2 separate regions of the Homo sapiens genome follow, and region 2 is linked to region 1. Evidence: read pairs that join two places in POLR2A ChIA-PET (ENCODE). Cell type or tissue: CD4-positive, alpha-beta T cell. All regions are shown on one strand.

Evidence for each region. ChIA-PET counts read pairs that join two places held together with the same protein. Peaks named below come from ENCODE experiments on the same cell type or tissue, not always from the same donor. Only the 100,000 strongest peaks of a DNase experiment are listed, where the experiment ranks them.
Region 2: POLR2A ChIA-PET joins it to region 1 with 5 read pairs; 1 of 35 experiments calls an interaction of 5 or more read pairs at or near these places.

Annotation. Positions count from the first base shown.
Region 1 is chr1:32,344,343-32,346,842 of GRCh38, reverse strand. The region is part of intron 1 of LOC124903949 (a long non-coding RNA gene); the gene reads right to left. All of the region lies in intron 2 of LOC105378629 (a long non-coding RNA gene), which reads left to right. Among named protein-coding and RNA genes, the nearest start is that of MARCKSL1, 9.4 kb to the right of the region's middle. In CD4-positive, alpha-beta T cell, no CTCF peak of the experiment used is centred here; a DNase peak (open chromatin) is centred at 1,202.
Region 2 is chr1:33,632,275-33,634,774 of GRCh38, reverse strand. CSMD2 (CUB and Sushi multiple domains 2) reads left to right here. Exons shown (of 71, transcript NM_001281956.2): 32 at 1,240-1,353. Among named protein-coding and RNA genes, the nearest start is that of ZSCAN20, 160 kb to the right of the region's middle. RefSeq lists an enhancer at 734-1,240. In CD4-positive, alpha-beta T cell, CTCF peaks have their summits at 1,394 and 1,595 (motif pointing left); a DNase peak (open chromatin) is centred at 1,554.

The DNA.
Region 1 (2,500 bases):
TCCTCTACCCTGTTCCCTCGCCTAGTTCAGGCCACCATTGCCTTTGTCTGGACGAGTCCATTGACTTTTCCCTGGGTTTCCTGCCTCCAACTCTGTCCTCTCTGATCTGTGTCCACTGGGGCCTGTTTGTCTGTTTTACAGGTCCCTATGGGACATCCAGGGTGACCTCCAAGGTCACCGGGAGTTCTGGACAAAGATCTAGGCTGGAGATAGAGACTTCAGAGTAGCATATAGCTGAGCTCATAGATATAGGAGAGAGAAAAGACAGACAGAGGGGTGGTCGATGGTCTCATTTTTTCTCTCCAACACAGATTTCTCTCCAGGCCATAGATCTAATGACATCCCAAAGCCACCTTGGTTTAGCCTGGACCAAACCGACCCCTCTTTTTCTATGCACACACCGCTGCTCTTCCCCAGCTTCCTCCGTGGTGCTTGACACGCCCTTCTGCCCATTTTCCCAAGCCAGACCTTCGGTCCCTCTCAGCCCTCCCACCTCCCCACTCCCACGTTGAGTCCTTCCCTGAGTCCTGTGGCTGCTGCTCCTGAACGTCCCCCGTGCTCCTTCCCTCTCCTTTCCTCTGCCTTTCAGTGGCATTTAACATGGTGGATCACTCACTCCTTCCGGAAGCTGTTTCTTCCCCCAGCCTTGAGGACACCCCTGCTCCTGGCTCACTGGCCATCAGCTGATCCCCTGATGGGAGTCTAAATGTCTTCTGCCTTCTTTTTTTTTTTTCTTTTAGAGATGGGGGGTCTCACTACATTGCCCAGGCTGGTCTCGAACTCCTGGGCTCAAGCAATCCTCCCGCCTCAGCCTCCCAAAGTGCTGGGATTACAGGCATGAGCCACCGCACCAAGCCTGGCTCTGCCTTCCCTTCTTGAGCCACTCTTTCTCTCTAGTGGATCCCGTTGAGCCCTTTGGCTTCAAATTTGGGATCACCCCTGAACTATTACCTGGAGATGGAGCTTCAGGTATTAACTGCCAGCCTGATGGCTCCATGGGGATTCTAACAGGCACCTGGAACTTCAACTCCAAGGCTACCCTCTTAAGCCCCGGCACTGAGAGCAGGGAGAACCATGAGCTCAAGACACGTGGGTGCTGGCCAACTCTCCCTTCCACTTGAGTTCAGGCCCCATCATCTCTGACCTCGATTACTGCAACAGCAGGGAAAGACAGCCAGGCAGAGGGGACTGCCTGTGCAAAGGCAGGAAGGAGAGCAAGGTTATGGCTTGGCCAGAAGCCCAGAGTGTGTTGTGGGGCTCCGATAGCAAATACCTTAAATGTAAGGCTCGGGCTTGGTCCTGAGAGCAATAGGGAGCCACTGAAAGGTTAAAATCCAAGGGGAGCACATTTGTTTTTACACTTCTGTCACGCCTTTGTTCATTCCTCCCCTCGTTTACTTTGTCTGTCAACAAATAGCTGCTGAGCACCCTCTATTAGAAAGTGACCCTGAGACAGTGGAGAATGTCTGGAGGGGCAGAACTGGTTGGCAGAGAGGTCAGTGAGAAGCTGATGACGTAACCCAGCCCAGGTGAATGAAGGGTCTTCCACAGGGCGAGGCATGGAGAGGAGCAATGAGCTGAGATCAGTCCAGGTTCCTGGCTTGGGCAGTGGAGGAGGTAAGTAAGGTGTGAGAGGTGCCGAGCCCAAAGCTCAGAGCGATGGAGTCTATGGTGGGAAGAGCCAGTCCTTCCTCCTGGGGACTCTGGAAAGCTCCTCGGGAGTGGCTTGATCTGGGTTTTAAAAGAAGAGTAGGCCGGGCGCAGTGGTTCACCCCTGTAATCCCAGCACTTTGGGAGGCCGAGGCGGGCAGATCATTTGAGGTCAGCAGTTTGAGACCAGCCTGGCCAACATGGTGAAACCCCATCTCTACTAAAAATACAAAAATTAGCTGGGCATAGTGGTGGGCACCTGTAATCCCAGCTACTCGGGAGGTTGAGGCAGGAGAATTGCTTGAACTCGGGAGGTGGAGGTTGCAGTGAGCCGAGATTGTGCCACTGCACTCTAGCCTGGGCGACAGAGTGAGACTCCGTCTCAAAAAAAAAAAAAAAAAAAAGAGAAGAGTAGAAATTTAGCAAGTAGAGAGGAATGCTGGGCAGAGGAAACAGCATGTTCAAAGGCCCTGAGGCAGGACGGAGCTCAGCACTCAGAGGAACTGAGAAGCCAGTCGAGTTGAAGCTCAGCAGGCCAACTGGAGTGCTATGGCTTGAATGTGTCCCCCCAAAAGTATGTGTATTCCCCAATGCAACAGTGGTGAGAGGTGAGGCACTAGGGAAGGGTCGCTAGGGATATGAGACCTCTCTGAACAAGCAGAAGAGAAGGGGAATTTAGGCCTGGTGCAGTGGCTCATGCCTGTAATCCCAGCACTTTGGGAGGCTGAAGCAGGCAGATAGCCTGAGGTCAGGAGTTCGAGACCAGCCAGGCCAGCATGGTGAAACCCTGTCTCTACTAAAAATACAAAAATTAGCTGAGCGTGGTGGCAGGCACCTGTAATCCCAGCTA
Region 2 (2,500 bases), 1.3 Mb before region 1:
GTGTCCCATCTGAGAACCAAAGCCTGGTCCAGAAGCTATAGGTAGGACAAGCAAGAAAAAAGTGAAAAGCAGACCAGTGCCCTGGGAAGACAGAGAAACTTCCAGATTCCAAGAGATGTGGGCAGAAAAACCAACCCAGGCTCATTACCTGGTTGGCAGTGGGGACATTCAAGAGTCCTGCCAGCCTTGGAGGCATTCAGGAAGATGAAGGGCAACCAGGTGACCAGGCTGGCTTCTTTCTTCCTGGATCTCCTCTTTGTAGGAGGACTAACAACCATATCTAAACACAATTGATGTTGGATGTGGCAAAGGACATCAACATGTCCCGACCACCCAGGGGAGGAGCAGGACGGAGGGAGCAGCCTGCAGAGAGCCAGCTCCTTATTCCCCAAGACAGGATGGGCAAGCACAGAGCAAGGCCTGATGCTTGAGGCGTTCGCCAAACATTTAGTAAGCACCCATTGGGGGCCACGCACTTTACTGGGTCCTGGAGTTGCAGAGATGAGAGAGACATGTTCTCTGTCCTCTATAAATTCCCAGTCTCATCTCTACCCATAGCTCCAGCCATCAGTACACCCACTCCTGCCCCAGAACCAGGACACCTATGTACATGTACACACACTCCCCAATATACTGAGGTGGCAGGGGCCTCAGACCTGCAGGATCGCAGTTAGAAAAGTCCTGAAAGGCTGTCCAATCTGATCTGCTACCCAGAGCAGAATCCTTGGTAGGTGGGCATGCAGTTTGTGCCTGGATCCCTCCAGTGATAAGGAGCTCACAGCACTGACTACAGATCTCTGTATACAGTTTTCAACTCAATGACACTGACTAACTGACGTTGGGACGCATGAATGTGGGGTCCTGACATCGCATGGAGAATGAGGGATGGTACCCAAAGCCCTCTGATGGCCTCCAGATAGCTGCTGCAGCTGCTATCTGGGAAAGGAACAAAGTTGGCTCCATTTCGCCTCTACCCGCCTGACCTTTGGGTGCAGCCCTCCATGTTGTCTTGACCCTTGTGAAGGCCAGCCCGGCCTTCCCAGCTCCCCGCCTCCCTGTGCCGGGTGTCTGGCCACTGCCAGACTGTGCCACTGCACTAACCAGTGCAGCAAGCCACAGCCCAGGAACCAACAACTTCCCCAGGGCTGCCCTCCTCCTGGCTTGGGCCCCTAGACCCCTAGATCCCCTCTCCTGCCCCCAGCGTGCCTGCCCAGTCCCCACACTGTGTCTCCTCCACAGTGGTGTTTGGCCAGTTCGCCTTCTTTCACACGGCCCTCAACGACGTGGTGGAGGTTCACGACGGCCACAGCCAGCACTCGCGGCTCCTCAGCTCCCTCTCGGGCTCCCATACAGGTATCCGGGGCTCGGCCAGTGTGGGGATGGTTGTGGGCCGGGGGCATCACGTCCGGCTAAAGGAAGGAGGCTCTAGAAGCACCCCATGGCCGCAGGTGGAACCCTACGGCTCTGCGTGCCTGTCGTGTTCTGGTGCTTGTCTACAACGCAGCAGCCAGCTCGTGAGAGCTCCAACTAGCGGGGCCTTCAGCAGCTGCCCTCACCCAGACTGTGTCTACACCGCCCCCTTGTGGTGTAGCCTTCTCCTGTTGGTTCGTATTCAGATGCAACTTTTTTTCTTACTATAAATGTATTGCATTTTCATTATAGAAAACTTAGTGACAAAACAAAATAATTGCATACAGAATCAAAATAAAGACTACCCCGAAAGAGCCACTGACAAGATGTAGTGGATTTCCTTCCAGTCTTTGTATCTACTTCGACGTTTACATATTTTATTCAACAAACCAATATACATATTTTATTGAAATATTCGCTACGAGCTTTTCTCTGTCATTTTTTTTCTTCTAGGCTAGGATTTTTAAGTGCTACATAGTAGTCTCTCATACAGTTAGTTAAAATTTATGTAACGAATTCCCTATTATTGAACATTTAGATTGTAATGTTTTGTGCTTATGAATAGTAATGCAATGTATTGTACATACATCTTTATATACATTTCTGTTACTTTAGAATATCTAGAAGTGGAATTGTCAAGTTAAAGGATATGTGAGATCTTTAAGGCTTTTTATGCAGATTATCAAATATCCCTCTAGAAAGATCTTGTCAGTTTGATCACCAACAAGAAAGAGGGCATGTTTTATTCTCACAAAAACCAGGTAATTAAAAAAACAAAAGCGTCATCAGTTTGAAAAGTGAAAATGGTATCTCATTTTCTAATTTGCCTTGTTTTATTACTAGTTAGGTTAAATTTTTATAATGTGTTTATTGGCCTGTGCATTTTTTATTTGTGAATTTATTGTGAATTTGTGTCGATTTTTCTACAAGCACTTATTTTCTTATTTATTGAGTAGAGCTCCATATTTTATAAGCTACATAAATATATATAATATGCTATAAAAAGCCCTCCTCTCCAGCTTGTCTTTTGCTATATAATTTTCTTCAGGGTGCTTTAATGTCAGAATATGTAAATTTCCCATGCTATCAA